2 separate regions of the Homo sapiens genome follow, and region 1 is linked to region 2. Evidence: read pairs that join two places in POLR2A ChIA-PET (ENCODE). Cell type or tissue: OCI-LY7. All regions are shown on one strand. Each heading gives the region's core, and the rest is flanking DNA. Links, peaks and the distances in the headings are about the cores only. Region 1 holds the start of FNDC1-IT1 (FNDC1 intronic transcript 1). Region 2 has its middle 64 kb from the start of FNDC1-IT1.

The links. ChIA-PET counts read pairs that join two places held together with the same protein. Peaks named below come from ENCODE experiments on the same cell type or tissue, not always from the same donor. Only the 100,000 strongest peaks of a DNase experiment are listed, where the experiment ranks them.
Region 1: POLR2A ChIA-PET joins it to region 2 with 11 read pairs; 3 of 35 experiments call an interaction of 5 or more read pairs at or near these places.

What each region holds. Positions count from the first base shown.
Region 1 is chr6:159,236,899-159,241,898 of GRCh38, forward strand. FNDC1 (fibronectin type III domain containing 1) reads left to right here. Exons shown (of 23, transcript NM_032532.3): 13 at 1,656-1,767; 14 at 2,619-3,059. It overlaps FNDC1-IT1 (FNDC1 intronic transcript 1), which reads left to right and starts at 3,854. Exons shown (of 2, transcript NR_046831.1): 1 at 3,854-4,259. RefSeq lists a silencer at 1,246-1,430. In OCI-LY7, for the core only: no CTCF peak of the experiment used is centred there; no DNase peak of the experiment used is centred there.
Region 2 is chr6:159,298,623-159,310,043 of GRCh38, forward strand. No RefSeq gene overlaps it. Among named protein-coding and RNA genes, the nearest start is that of FNDC1-IT1, 64 kb to the left of the region's middle. In OCI-LY7, for the core only: no CTCF peak of the experiment used is centred there; no DNase peak of the experiment used is centred there.

The DNA of each region.
Region 1 (5,000 bases), core at 1-5,000, 64 kb before region 2:
AAATGTTTAGGAGGTTTTGGTGGGTTGAGGGTAACAGAACACTTTACAATATTCAGGAATTTAAAGTACTTTTTCTAAGAATAAAAAAATTATTTATACTGTAATTCCCAACCAAAACTTCCCATTTATAATGATAAGGTTTAGGGAAATGTACTAAAAGACTATGACATTTTCAGTCATAGGTGATCTAAAGATGCATGTTATCATTTCTTAAAGGAAGAGAAATTTATAGTAGGAAGAATGCACATTAAAGCAAAATGCTATTGCAAACAATTTTGAATGGAAACAGCATGGGGTAGATTTCAAAATAGAGTTTATATAAATTTTATTTTAATGCCAAAACAATACCCACCAAAGTGGCTTGCTTGCAGGGCTTCCTCCAGTAGCCTGAGTGTCTAAAGCAGTGGTTCTCAAACTTAAGCCAGCTCAGGATCACTGAGGATTTTGTCAAATACAAGTCTCGGGTAGGGCTGGGTGATTTGAGTATCTGACAAGTTCCTATGTGATGCTGAGGCTTCAGGTCCAGGACCATGCTTTGAGAACCACCAGCAAAGAGCACGAGCTTGTTCCTTAATAGAGATAATTATAGCTTTCTTCAAGTTTTACAGTTCCTTAGAATGTGACGTTTTCTGCATGCATACTATATTAGGCAACGTGATTACAAATTATATTGTTTTTGTTACAGCAACTTTGATTTTTAACATTAACAGCAAAATGGAAAGATTTTATGTCTTTAATATGCTAGCAATTCACATTCATTGCAAGAAGTTAAAACAATTCATATTGAAATATATGAAACAGAAAATAAACATTCTTCACCCAAACTACTTCTCAAAGATAACCACTGTTAACCATTTGCGGTATAACCTTCCATAATTTTTTTCTCTGCAGTTTTAAGCTTATATATGCAAATGGATATATCTTTATTTTTGCAAAATAACCAGCCCTGTAATCTGAGTTCACATATACGTAGAACGTATGTAGAATTGTCTGCATAATATTCTACCACATGGATGGGCCACAAATTATTTAATCTCTTCCCTCAACTGAGAGACACATTGTTTCCTTCTTTCCAGCATTAGACACAATGTACTTAATGGTAAAAATATTTTGAACATCTTTTGTGATTTGAGAAACTTAAAACAATTTACATGTTATATGGGTAAGCAATTATAATATGAAAGATGACTGTTTTGTACTTTTTTTTTTTTTTTTTTGAGACGGAGTCTTGCCCTGTCACACAGGCTGGAGTGCAGTGGCGCGATCTCGGCTCACTGCAGGCTCTGCCTCCTGGGTTCACGCCATTCTCCTGCCTCAGCCTCCTGAGTAGCTGGGACTACAAGCGCCCGCCACCGCGCCTGGCTATTTTTTTGTATTTTTAGTAGAGACGGGGTTTCACCGTGGTCTCGATCTCCTGATCTCGTGATCTGCCCGCTTCGGCCTCCCAAAGTGCTGGGATTACAAGCGTGAGCCACCGCGCCCGGCCTGTACTTTACTTTTTAAGACTTTATGAATGATATTGACAAAAAGAATGTCTTCTACTCACATTACGGTTTCCTTCTGTGGAAGCTTCAGGGGTATATACATATATAATTGGACTAATGTGATCATTTCAAAATGTCCAATATATTCTTTAATCTATGTCATGGATTTAGGTTGTGGACCTTGATCGTGGGTTAGTATTGAATGCAGAAGGAAGGTACCTCCAAGATTCACATGGAAATCCTCTTCGGATTAAACTAGGAGGAGATGGTCGAACCATTGTAGGTAAGGGAGAATGGTTTTTAAAGAATAAAAGCCTACTGAATTAGCCATAGAATTACAGCTTCTATCTTCCTTCTCCCCCTCATTTATAATGAATGGTCATGGGTTAGTTACTTTTACCCATGTGAGAAGAAGAGCCTCAAAAGAGGCAGAACTTGGTGTTTCCCCCAGAGAGCGTTAGTTCTCTTCCTGCAGGCTGCACCCTCTAGAAAATGTGGCCCTTTACTTTGTTCTTAAATTGGCCCTTTCAGAGGAGGGGTCCGCAAACTACAACCTGTAGGTTGTAGCCCACTACCTATTTTTGTAAGACCCATGAGCTCAGAATAGTTTTTACATTTTTAAATGATTGCCAGAAAAAAGAATATTTTGTGGCATGGTAATTACGTGAAATGCACATTTCAGTGTCCATACGCAAAGTTTTACTGGAACACAATACACTCACTTAATTATGCACTGTCTAACTCATTTTTTATGTGTTGTTTATGTATTGTCTATCTTCTTTTTTGCACTCTAAAAGCGGATTGAGTAGCTGCAATAGAGACCATACGGCCTATGAGGCTTAACATATTCGCTTCCTGGCCCTTTACAGAAGAAGTTTTCCACCTTTAATCCAAAGTAACACTTTTCCCCCTTAGGCATAGGAATGAGGCAAAGGAAAGTATTTCTTCCTTTGCTAGACACAAGAGTTATCTCAGGATCGTGGAGCATACTGATGCAATATTCATTTATCCCTTTGCCTTTTACTGATTAAAACATGATAATACATAAGCTTTGAGAAGACACTTATTGCTTGCTTTTTATTTTCTCTGGATTGCTTCACCTTGTTGCATAGCTATTGGTTGATTTTGTTTCAGATCTGGAAGGGACCCCCGTGGTGAGTCCTGACGGCCTCCCACTCTTTGGGCAGGGGCGACATGGCACACCTCTGGCCAATGCCCAAGATAAGCCAATTTTGAGTCTTGGAGGAAAGCCGCTGGTGGGCTTGGAGGTCATCAAAAAAACCACCCATCCCCCTACCACTACCATGCAGCCCACCACTACTACGACGCCCCTGCCTACCACTACAACCCCGAGGCCCACCACTGCCACCACCCGCCGCACGACCACCACCCGCCGCACGACCACCAGGCGTCCAACAACCACAGTCCGAACCACTACGCGGACAACCACCACCACCACCCCCACACCCACCACTCCCATCCCCACCTGTCCCCCTGGGACCTTGGAACGGCACGACGATGATGGCAACCTGATAATGAGCTCCAATGGGATCCCAGAGTGCTACGCTGAAGAAGGTAACTGCCTTTGTTCTAATGCTAACTACTTACCAGGCACACTAGCACGCCGCAACTCAGAGCAGGGTGGCAGAGCCTGCAGGGGAGGTATGAGCACCGTGCACAGCAAAGCAGCAACCCGATGCATTTTTGGTCCCAGCAGGTTTGTTTGACAGTACCATGCCACAGCTAAGGTTGGAAGACTTAGCAAATAAAAATATTACATGGGACATATTTATATGAAAAAAATTATTTCCTGTTCACTTAAAGTCAGATTTAACTGGGCATCTTTTGTTTACTTGGTGATGCTTATCACAACCCAAGTCAAGAATTTAGCTGAAACTTGTGACATTATTTGTTTGGACTAGCATTTCCCAAAGTGTGTTCCAATGGATATTGTAGATTAGTGGTTGTAATATATATGTATATACTTAAAAGGTTCTGTGATTAGCTATGTGATTTAAACAAGGTTGGATAAGTTTCTTACTGTTGTAATACTTAGATCACTGAATAGTCTTGTTGAGAATCTCCAAGAAAAGGAATGTTTCCCTAGCATGTTCGGCAGCTGAGCACTTTTTTGATCAGCCCTCCTTTGGAGAATGCCAATCCTCATGTAGCTGGGCTTCCTGTGGGAGTGTGGGCTTTCCACTGGGTAAGAATGCACCATTTTCCCTTCTCTGCTGATCTGCACTATCCTGCCGCCCCTGATGTAAGTCTGTCTTCCTTCTGAAAATGGCTTGTTCTCCCTGAAGAGCAGGAGCTAGGAGACCTTTATCCAGGTCATCGTGGAGCCCGTATATCAATATATCTCCATCTTTTCTGCTCAGTCCCCTGCTCAAGCTGCTTTGGAAGAAGTCATTCTAGATTTGCATCAGGCATGGAGGAGAGAGATTCATCTTCTTTCCCTCAGTTTGAAATGAATTGCAATGTCAATTATAAAGCTTAAGTCTTTTTAAACCAAGGCAGAGTGAAGATGTTTCCTTTCAGGAATCAAGCTGGAATTCTTATGCAACGTTATTGACTATGATAAGCCCAATCAGTTTGAACATGAATACTGTATCCAAAATGGGAATTCTGTTGGAAGTTAGTCTTTCCGTGAAAAAGTTACAAATAAACAGGAAAACTTGACACATCTAAAAAATTCACACCAAAAAAACATGGAAACACGTACAGAGGGAGAGGAACAATGGGAAGAAAATTTCTACTCTGTCCATTGACCCAGTGAGTATAAATTTGAATTTACCTTTGAATTTCTAGTATTGACATCTGACCTCTGCATGCATTAATGTGTTTAATTTTAAAGACTGAAATATAATTAAAACATAATTAGTAATTGGTCGTAAACAAAAATTGACTATTTTGGATTTGATTTTAATTACGGCTGCTATTATTTCACATTTTATTTTGTCTGCTTTTATTTAGGCCTTCCAACATGTTCTCTTCATCTACTTTATATTTTTGGACTTTTATTTGGCATGAAAGTCAATATTTTTCCTGGCATTTTTGCCTCTTATTTTCTTTGCAAATCATAACATATATATGTTCACTCCTGTCCAGTCTCCTGATTCCCTAGTCGAAGCTAAAGAATAATTTTCCTCTGGACAGCATTTGAAAATAAGTACAAATCAATACACAGTCTTATGGAAAAGTTAAATGTGGGGACAGTAACATATCATCCTCATATCGCATTTTAATGCACTATAATTTGTTAGTTTAAAAAGACTTCCATATGCCCTTTCTTATTTCTACTGTTTCACTAACAACTTCATTAAACATTTTCTTCTTTATTAACTGTAATCATAGTTATTTTTATCTTTTAATCTTTTTAAACCACTTTCTTGATGTATGCATAGAAAAAGTTCTGCATATTTAATCCATACATGTCGATGAGTTTGGGATAAGAATACATTCACAAAATCATCATCCCGCTAAGGCCACAGACACATCCATCACCTCCCAAAG
Region 2 (11,421 bases), core at 2,490-7,489:
TTCTCCATTCACAAAATCAGGATATTGACATAATAACTAACATTTGTTGGGAAGTCACTACATGCCTTGGAGTCACCCTTGACTCCTGTCTCACACATACCACATCCAATCTGTCAGGAAGTCACTTTGATCTGTCTTCAAAATAACTCCTGAAGCCTCATGGCTACCACCTCCCTCAGAGCCTCCCTCCCGCTCCCCTGGGCACTGCAGGAGCCTCCTAGCTCATCTCCCCACTTCTCCTCCTGTTCCTTGTGCTCTCAACATGGCACCCAGAGTCATCTTTTTATAACAAAAGTCAAATGCTGTCACTTCTTTGCTCATCAGCTTCCAAGTGGCCTACGTTGTATCAGTCTGTGGCCTGTTAGGAACCGGGCTGTGCAGCAGAGGTGAGCGACAGGTGGCTGAGCATGACTGCCTGAGCTCTGCCTCCTGTTGGATCTGTGGCAGCATTACAGTCTGTCTATTGTGAACTGTGCGTGCGAGGGATCCAGATTGTGTGCTCCTTAGGAGAATCTAAAGCCTGATGATCTGAGCTGGAACAGTTTCATCTCAAAATGATCCATCCCCATCCATGAAAAAATTGCCTGCCATGAAATGGGTGCTTTGTCCCAGAAAGGTTGGGCACCGCTGGCCTGCAGGACCTCCAAGACCTCTTGAGCATCAAGAGCTGGCTGAGCTGAGAGCAGAGTTCACAAGTGTCAAAGTGGCCGGCAGAGACAGCCAGCTGCAGTGAGCCTCAGGCAAGCCTTTCGCTGCCCTGTGCGATGGCATAAGCAAGGGCCACACTGGAAAAGCACTGGTTCCCTCCTGTCCCATTTGTCCCCACAGGACAGCACCAGGTCAGTGGGTCAGCACAGATGTGGAGACCCACCAACGCAGAAGGAGCCTGTCTCAAAAGGCTCCTGAGATTTTGTGGAGTGAGGAGCTGGGTGAAGAAGAGGAGGAAGGACTAAGAGAGAAAAAACTCTGAGTACTGAGTCAGAGTAGAGAAAAGTGTCCCCAGAGCCCCCTTCCCTGATGAGGAAGCTCAGCAGGGATGCTCAGGGAAGGCCCCAGTAGTTGGGCCTTCATGCGGAGGGGCCTGCAGATGTGCCTAAGAGCACGACCTGCTGGGGCCAGAGTCCTGACTGCAGCTCCCTTGGGAGACTGCAGCACCTGGGCTGTGCACCAAGTCTGGTGTGGGGAGGGCCAGCTGACCCCATGCAGCCTGCCAGGAGGGCCTTCCCCATCCTCTATGATCAGGCTTCACCACCCAGTCTCAGGCCAGGTCCTTCACAAACTCCCAGGGGATCCCTGGGAGACAGCAAATGGAGGCCTCACACTAGGTGTCTGAATGTGAATTTACAAACCAAGTTAACTTTGATAATCAGCAAAACCTCTCCACTCCTCCTACCTTGACAGATATACCTCAGAACTAAAAATGCCATGGAAAAAGTGACTAGAATACATGTAAAAATAAGTATGTATACATAAAATAAATGTACAAAGCTATGGTTTTACGTGACCAAATGTCTGGAAAATATTAAAGATGATGACATTTCATAATTATTCTGACCTCTTGGTGTGCTGTTGATGGACTGGAGATGTTTGGATGAGTTATAGAGACATTCATAAATTATTTTGTATTTATTCCATGTTTTTGGCCCACATTTCAGAAACATTATTGTTATAACAATTTTTACATAACTTGTGTTCTGTTGGCAGTTGTAATCTAAGCATTAAAATTAAAATGTAAATATAGTCAAAGTAGACAAAATTTTAAGATAGCCTCTTCAAAATTTAAATTAAATGTAAATAATTAAAAATTAAAAGATTTTTCACATTTCTAAATGAGTGTTTTTTGTTTTAAATTATTTATAATTATCTATTAAGATATAGAGCAAAATATAAAATACAATTATTGATATACAGTTTAAAATAAATATGATTTACATAAAGCCAAAAGTATTAGTTTGGGATATTAATTAAAGCACAATAAATATGTTTAAAACTATTGAATTATTTTGCAACTTAAGATCCAAAATCCATTTATGTGCCAATGGAAAGAATTGCTACAGTTGTCCATGCATGCTTTGTTTACACCTAAATATGTGTAAACCTGAGTCAGGTGAATTGTCTAATATTGCAAAATATTCCTCAACCTCCATTTGTAACTGTTGGAAATACCACCTAATTTGTGACACCCTCCAAATCAAGAATTAGCATATGAAGAGAAGGAAAGAGATAGACATTTAACACCACTAGGAAAAGAAAAACAATTCATTATGCAAGAGTCTATGCATTTATGTTGAGGATTTGGTAAATTCATTAATTTATCTTTTCTCTTGCCTACGTGCTTCTGCTGCTTAACTCTCTCGGCACTGATGTTGGCCCAACGACCAACCTTTGGGCTTTGGAACAGTCACCTCAAGTTTCCAGGACAGGGGGTGAGAGATGCAGAGAAGTGTTTCTGGAGGAGTTACTTAGAAGAGCGGATGTTTAGGGCTCCGGTCTCACTGTACCAGGTCTGAGCCCCAGATTCTCAATGCGTTGTGTACCAGGTCTGAGCCCCAGATTCTCAACGCATCTGAACACCCACGCATTGTGTCAGAGAATTTATTCTGGTGTGTGCACTTGTGATAGCTGAAGGCCTCTAAAGCATGGGTCCTTGGGCAGGTCAGTCCTGTCTTGCACTGGCTGCTGCCTTTTTCTGGAACATTGTTCTTTTTGATATCTGCAAGGTTAACATTCTTGCTCAAATGTCCCTTCTCCTGGAGGCTTATTCCTGATCTACGCCATTTGTACACACTGCCTCCTGAGATCTGTCTGTTCTTATCTCTGGTTCACAAAAACCAAGGCATGAGAGGTTAAGTAACTTTCCCAAAGTTACGCAGTAGGAGGTGGTAACATTGTGGTAATAACCGGTAAGACCATTACGAGGGCTGAGTGAGATAATCTGTTTAAAGTGATTAGAACAATGCCTTGTGTGTGGTAAGTATTCAATATATTGCAACAATTTTTTTTTTTTGAGTTGGAGTTTCACTCTTGTCGCCTAGGCTGGAGTGCAATGGTGCCATCTCAGTTCACTGCAACCTCCGCCTCCCTGGTTCAAGCAATCCTACTGCCTCAGCCTCCCACGTAGCTGGGATTACAGGCATGCACCACCACGCCCAGCTAATTTATTTGTATTTTTAGTAGAGACACCGTTTCACCATGTTGGTCAGGCTGGTCTTGAAGGCTGGTCCTGAACTCCTGACCTCAGGTGATCCACCCGCTTTGGCCTCCCAAAGTGCTGGGATTACAGTAGTGAGCCACCATGCCTGGCCACATTATAACACTTTTTACATGACAAACAGACTGTTCCTTGGTTCTCTGGTTGCTGAGAAACAACCACTCTCATAAATGCATGTTGTTTGCTAAGTTGTTTTGTGACGGCATGGTGGCTGAAACCCTGGCATTGTTCTGGGCTCATTAATCACACAGAACCATTGTTGAAAATACTGTGGGTTTGATTAAAACCTCAAATGCATTTGTGCAGCTCCCTTTCCTCAATTTTGAATCCCACCCACATGTTGATGGAAACGTGATCCTGTGTTGCTGATCCATGCTCATTGACTAAAATGGTATTCAGTCGGAGCCAAGAAGACTGTCTTTTTCTTGCAAAAAAATGCCTAAAGTCACATTTTTCAAGTGGGAAATAACAAAAACCTTAATTCAATCTGAAACACTACATCACTAATTTTCCACAGATTCTGATCTGGGCCAATATGAGTAATCCTCAACTTGTGTAAGATTCATAGTTAAGAACTCATGTTCCCTGTGTGTGTGGTGATCACCAGTGCAAACCAAACAGTCCTAAATTCATTTCTCCCGAAGAAGCCATCACGGCCTTGTAAGAGTTTTCCAAAAGTCCTGTCAAATATTCCTGATACAAATCTCCTTAAAGAAAACCACCGGAATTTTTGACTGTCATCAAATCATTTCCTAAATGTCTTACCTATTTATAGAAATAAATTATATGTATACAAGATAGAAATTATGAAGAGCTATATATGTCTGTTTCTATGGCAAAATCAAGTTAGTTGTACGGTGTATTTTAGGGGAAACACTTTCTCAGTGCATATGGCTCTAGAGCTTTATTCGGCATTGTAAACACACATGCAGAGAGCCTGCTCCCCCCTTGGGTAACTTTTCCTTGCCTCTATTTAATGATGCCTGCCTCAGGGTGTTTGTAAACACTGTCGAAGAACATGAGAACTGAGCTGCTGTAATTATGCATGTCGTATTGTATAGGCCGCACAGAAGGTGGAAAAACCTATTTTAAAAAAGGATTTTTAAAAAGGATTTTTAAGATCTCAGTCTCTGCTTTATATTAATTTTCTTCAATTTGAAACAACCAAAACCTGTTACCAAATTTGAGATAAAATTAGACTGTTGATTTTCACATGTATGAGAAGATACAGAGTATTTTGCTTATTAAACATATGAAGTAACTCAAAGATCCCAGGAAAAGTGGTTGTGTTTGCCTTCCCTGCTGAGCAGACCCGGGGCCCTGTCAGCAGTAGCTATAAGGGGCACACAGGCCCTTCCACACATAGGCATTGCAAAGAGCATCTTAAACTGCATCCACTCCAAAGTTTCTTTTCTCTTTTGGAGTTAGGAGGAAAATTAGATATAATAAAGCATTGAGAATCTTGTTAGGAACATGGGAGGGAGGCTGCAGGTGGAAATAAAGGCAAGGAAAGAGGGAGGGCTGGAGGGCTTTGGCCGCTGAGAGTTGTCATGCCCTCTGAGTTGGGTCTGCAGCTGTGAAGGTTGACCTGGATCTGTCAGTAGGATGTGAATGGCCTGTGTGCCCTTTGCAGAAAGATGTCCATGGTGTGCAGAGCTCTTCCCTGTGGGAGACATTGCTGTCTTATTAATGAATGGGTACAGGACGTCACTGGGACTGTCATCAAATATTCTGGTTCTCTCTCTCTCTCTTTTTTTTTTTTTTTTTTGAGGCAGAGTGTCGCTTTGTTGTCCAGGCTGGAGTGCAGTGGCGTGATCTCAGTTTACTGCAAACTCAGTCTCCCGGATTCAAGCGATTCTCCTATCTCAGCCTCCCAAGTAGCTGGGACTACAGGAGTGACCCACCACGCCTGACATGGTTTCACAATGTTGGCCAGGCTGGTCTTGAACTCCTGACCTCTAGTGATCTGCCCACCTGGTCCTCCCAGTGGTTTTCTTCTTTCCAAGCACACTCTGTGGCTGAAATTCCTGTTCTTCCAGTGGAAGTGATGTGCACCAGCTCCTGGAAGGACCGCCTCACTGCCGGTGGGAGGCACTCCAGCGCCCCCTTTTCCTGCTTTGGAGGTTGTGAGGTGAGTGTGGTGTGGACCCCTGACCATCTGGGCCCTGGGTGAGCACCAGGAGCAGAGCTGCCAGCCGGCTTAGTGTGCCCATGCACACGAGCACAGTCCAGCCCTGTTGTGTTGCTCCTGTGATTCCCCAGCCTGTCCTGACTGCCGTCTGCTGTTTTGGTTTGCCCAGCCTGTTTCCCCCACTCAGATAAATGCTCCTCCATCTTCCCTGAAAAGTAACCAGAGGACCCACCCATTCCAGTCTGATTTGGGTGGAGCTGCTCTGATTTGGTTCCTTCAGCCCCAGGAATAGATCCATAAAAAGGGTCAGGCACCTGAGAGTACCCCATCCTTTTAAAATTCAGGATGTCCATGATTCAAGGTCAGTTAATGAGCATCCCCCCAGGACTCTTTCTGCAACATTTTGTAAAGAGGTGCTCCCTGTGCCTCTGGGTTGGTAGGCTGATGCTCCTAGTGGTCACCTCCCCACCAACTGGAAGATATTAAAGCAAATACAAAAGAAAACAGACCCAATATATGAGAGAAATGAGTTCCCGGAGACATAATTTGAGTCCTTGGGTCCAGCTATGCCTGAAATAATGCCCTCGGTAACATTACAGTTACCTAAGTCAGTAATGTTGCTTTTACGGAGAAGTCAGTCTGAGTGGGTTTCTGAAACTTGGACCTGAAAGAATCCTGACTAATACATTTAGGAAAAAAATGAATGACGGGGAATTCATAGACATACCCAGCTCTTAGACTTCCCCTAAGACCATACTTTTGCACCATAAGTGCTAAGTGAGAGGGGAAGGGGGTGGATCAAAAGTTAGGAGCTCTTGTTCAGTGAGGTAAGGAAGAGGTGTCTGGCTGAGGAGGGGTGAGGGAGGAGGGAGGAGAGCCAGGGTAGGCACAGGGTTTTAGTCAATGATCCTAGAGTCTGAAACAACATATTTACAGCTTCTTGAATGTCCTTCAAGAGATATCAGACAATGATAGAAGTCCTTTTCAATCCCATTTGGCTCTTAAACTGAGCTTCTTGAACCTGCTAGTGCTCTGTTTCTGAGCCATATGGGTCTCTGGGTTTATAAATTTGGTGTCTATTTGTAGAGTGCAGTTTGTAGGACTGCTTTGGTGGAACACTTTCTTTCTCCTCAGTTCCAATTCCTCTGTTTATAACTTTTGTTTTGACTTAAAAAACTTCAAAAATCTCTACAGACTTTACTTTTATCCAGTATTAACATTCTCAGAAAAATGATAAAGAAGTATTAGAAAAGGACTAATATGAGATCGTAGAAATGTCCAAGTTTTGAGTATGATTTTATAAAAATAACAGGCTAAGAAAAAGATTCTGTTTTATCAGGAAACTGTTGTTAGAAAGCACGAGTGTTGCGTTTCATAATGAAATTTGTGCTGAACAAAGGTCCCTTGTGTTTGTTGTCTTAACTGACTTAGAAAGTTTCTGGAGGGCGAATTTGGGTTAGTTTTACAGACAGTTGATGATTTCCGCATGCATGAAATACCTGAGAAATTTAACATAGACCTGACCAGAGAGCCTTCTGCTCACCAAGTCAATACCATTATGGTTGGCATTTTGGTTATTATGCTTTTTAATGTTATTTTGAAGTCTTAAACATACAATGCTAATGTTTAGGAGGCTATATATGAGTAAATGAATAATAATCCAACCAGCATAAATGTTATTTGAGATCTAATAAGATCAATAAATACTGGTTGCCCCCAAGCTGAAAAAAGAAAAGGACAGAAAAGACAGTTGACGGTTAATAAATTAATACTCTTTTTATTCTTGGTGAGACCCTTTCCAAAGGATTTGTCTAGTTTTTTCCCATTGGAAGAGACTTGGAAAGAATTCAGGGGAAGAATTCAGGAGAAAAAGTGTCTAAAAGGAAGAGGTAAGAAACCTGTGAAGTTAGTTTCATGGAAATGAGAGCATCTCTCTGAGGAAGTTAGTTTCATGGAAATGAGAGCATCTCTCTGCAGAAGAGGAGGCAAAGCTGTGACAGAGACTGGCTTTAAGTATCTCACAGGGGGCTGGTGGTGACAGGCTGCTAGCCAGGGGTTCTCCATCTCAGGAAGAACAAGAAAGATTCAAGCCAAGGAAGAATTTAATGGCATACAGAACGTCTAAGAAAATTGCATTCTCATCCAAGAAAATATTTTAAGTACAAGGGACTTTCTTCTTCTTTGTAAGGCTCTGAGGAAAAGGAGGAGCAAGAGGGCTCCTGAGACCTGCCTGTTGCAAAATTGAGGCAGGACTCCAGGCCCAGTATCTCTTCATGCCTTTAATTGTGCCCACCCACAACTCTCCAGAAAGGGTCGCTGTTGGAATGTGGACACCCAGGGATGGGAAACAATAGAAACCACTATAAAACCACAGGTTACTGGCGCAGGAAGGGACCTTGGTTCCTTCAGAGTCCTCTGACCTTCCTGGCACTCAGCAGGCTTTGCAATGAGATGTTGTTTAATGTCTGATGTCCTCCCTAGATTATGAAACTCCAACCCAGTGCCTGGAGCTCTCAGCAGTCAACCAATATTTACTGAAAGAACAAGTGGAAGAGTGCAACTCTGTTATTTACAAACGAGGAATCTCAGACCCAAGGGGCTCACACAGTTGGTTAGGGGCAAAAGCATTTCACTCACATCTCCCATATTTCATACATGGAGGATTAGCACCCAATTCAGCTAACTGTAAATCCCAGCCAAAAAGGGAACCATTTTCTAGATAGGGCCTAATGTATTTTCAAAGTATAGATCTTAAATTGCAGAGACTTGTCTTTGAGTTCCTTATAAATTCAGGTCAAAAACACGTATCGGGATACTACTCTGGAAATACTATATTAATTACACCCTCCACCCCAGGATTTCTTTCTCCCTCTTTCTTCTCCATTGTAGCAGCTAGTGTTGCTGTGCTCATTGTCTCAGGATGGGGATATAGTGGTGTGAAATGCAGATGTCCATTCATTTATGCAGCTATCAATTCATTTCACAAATACTTACTGTGCCTCATGCTGGACACAGATCTCAACCACAATGACCAGGCTGTGAACAACGGAACCCATTACACTCTTCTGGCTTTGTGTTTCCAGAGTCTCCAGTGGAGGGAAAGAGAGGGTGCAAACATCCACAAAATGTTGGTTCTTTTTTTGCTTTTTTTGAGACAGAGTTTCACTCTTGTTGCCCAGGCTGGAGTGCAATGGCTCCTCCCGGGTTCAAGCGATTCTCCTGCCTCAGCTTCCTGAGTAGCTGGGATTACAGGCATGCGCTACCATGCCCAGCTAATGTTTGTATTTTCAGTAGAGACAGGGTTTCACCATGTTGGCCAGGATGGTTTCGATCTTCTGACCTCATGATCGGCCTGCCTTGGCCTCCCAAAGTGCTGGGATTACAGGAGAGGCCAGGGATGACAAACATGGGGCAACCATACCATATTTCCCCCTCCCACATCCATGGCAGACATTGCTAATCATTGCTGCATAATCTCTGTGGCCAGTGGTGGCTTCAGGATCTTTCTCAGTCAGTCACTACCAATCAATCAGTACTGGCATGCTAGCTAAGCCTCTTATTCATTCCTGGAATAAATTACATAAATGCTCAGAGGGTTTCCAAATTGGAGAATTTCCTCTGGGACTGTGCCTGTAGGTTTTGTACTTAAGAAAATAAAGTAGCTTGGTAATTACAAGGATTTTTTGGTCAAGAATGGATTAAAACAGCATGAATCTTTACTGAATTTTTTTCCAGTTGAGTCACAACATGAATTTATACAGTATTGCAAAGAAGCATTTGAGAAATTAATCAGAGTTTTGAAATCTGAAATTTAGATAAATCTGCAAACTGTATTGAGACCCAGAATAACAAGATTCCATTGTACTTTGCCACTCACTAATTATGCTGTCTGGGGCAATTCTCCACCCTTCCGTACATTTCAGCTTCATGGTAGGGGTGGGGAGTGTGAGTAACCTTTTAAAAGCTTGTTTTTTTCCCCCCAAAATGATCTAGATTCAGCATACTAATATAAATGATAGGTAAAAATGTAGCAGTTCTGCTCGAAGCTGACATTTGGAGCCTGGGTCCTGACCGCGATATCCTTCCCCTTAGCCTCTACCTCAGTTTTATGGAAGTCTTTGGAATATCTGCAATTTGAGGAACTATTTTGGAAAACTGCTAGACAAGAGATTCTTTGCATACTCTTCCAGTTCAACACATTTATGATTGTAAATCAGCTAGGTCTAATTCAATATGGTTGTGCTGGGCATTGATTTAAAATAACAACCTCTGGAAATCAGTTATGTTGGGGGAAAGTTGAACAGTGGAAGCAGAATGTGCTTTGCTCCATTTAGAGTGGCTTACTTCCCCACTCATTCGTGGAGTCCTGTTTTTGGAACTTCTGTGCAGCCTGCCTGGTTGATTTTATGTCATTTTGCTCTCACTGCAATGTGATGCTGTGAGATCACCTCTGTGTATATAAAAGGAGAGGGATGAATAAACTTCTCATGGAATTGGAGGCCAGATTTTTAACTCCAGTCTGTTTTTAGTATTTTGACATTTTCTTCTTTTTTTTTTTTTTACTGACACATTAATCTTTTATTTCCTTAAATAGTTTTGAACAAACTTCAGAATTGTACATCCTTTTAAGAATAGAAGCACTCCAAAAATAAAAATGAGCTTTCCAGTTCATTTCCAGCCCTCCTTGATTAAAATGCCCTTTCTCGCTTGTGTGGACCACTGGCCTTCTCATGCCAGATACCCACAAAGGACCTGGGTGGACTTGGTTGTTTCCTCATCTACATAAATAAAAGAGGATACAAAGACATTTTCTTCTTGACGTCAGTTGAGTAACACATTAAAAGCCTTCCCAAGGTCTGAGTTTATTATAATGCCATGAAATTGGTTAATTGGCTCCTGCACCTCCTTGGGCCATCGAGTTCTGAGTTTGGGCCTCTGAAACTCACTGTTTGGCTAACACTTATTTAAAGCTGGTATATGTAAATGTGAAACAATTTTTAGAAATAAGAAGCAGAATCTTTATGTTCAAATGATAGAAGAACAAGTATCTGTTGATGTGGTTCTTGCATCCCAGGGTCTAGAGTTGCATGGGCCTTGACTTAACTGGGGAGAGCTGCAGGTGTTTATAGGTTACTAACTTCAACTGTTTATGGATTCAGTCCTGCTGGATTTGAAGTTGGAGTCATACAAGAAAAAAATGCAGATTAAATCATCGAACACCATCCTGCTTTTTAATTGCTTGTTCCTAAATAGCTAAAGGCAATCTGGGATATCCCTCCTGGGACAAACATTCACAATGAATTTTCCAAGCTCAAGGATTCTGAAGAAATGGGATCAGCTATAGGGAATCTAGGGCCTCAGCTGGGCATGTAAGTAGCAAAAAGTCCATCCAGATAACTGAGTTTGGCCAAAATCCAACAGGACTAGAAGCCTGCATCACCATCTTTAACCTGTGCTGGAGGAGATTAACATTTAAATCTTTTTATATTTATTTTTTGAATGATAATTATCTTTAAAAGGGGCAAAGTAAAAGATAATTGGCATACATTGGCCTTCCAGCTTAGGAAGAGGAGTTTTGAAGCTGATGAATGTACCAGACTTATTAGAACTTGCATTCCCTTCGCCTGGCCTCAGAGTGACATGTTGACAGCTCTCCAGCACCCTGCTTGAACTTCTTAGGGCACTGGGCCATTCCAGGGTCATGGTGCCTTCCCTCCTTTAAGGTACATACAGCTGAAAGCAGCTCTCAAGTGTGCTTTTAGGAAATCCAACCTTGGGCCCACCTTAGACCTTTTGAATTGGAATACTGGAGGGTAGGTCCTAGAGAAAAGTCAGTTTTTAAGCTGCCTGTGCTATTTTGACATCTTGCCTAGTGGAATCCTACTTGTCTACCAGAGTTTGGCTTAAGCACTGCTTCCCTGACTCTGTAGCATGGGGTGCCTGGCACATCCCAGTATTGAATAAATGTCTGTTGAGTGAACAAATAAATGAATGGATCGGTAAGTGACTGAGTGAAGGTCAAGGAAACAAATAAATAAGAAGCCAAGTTTGGGAAATACTACTGGGGGTAAAAGTCCCA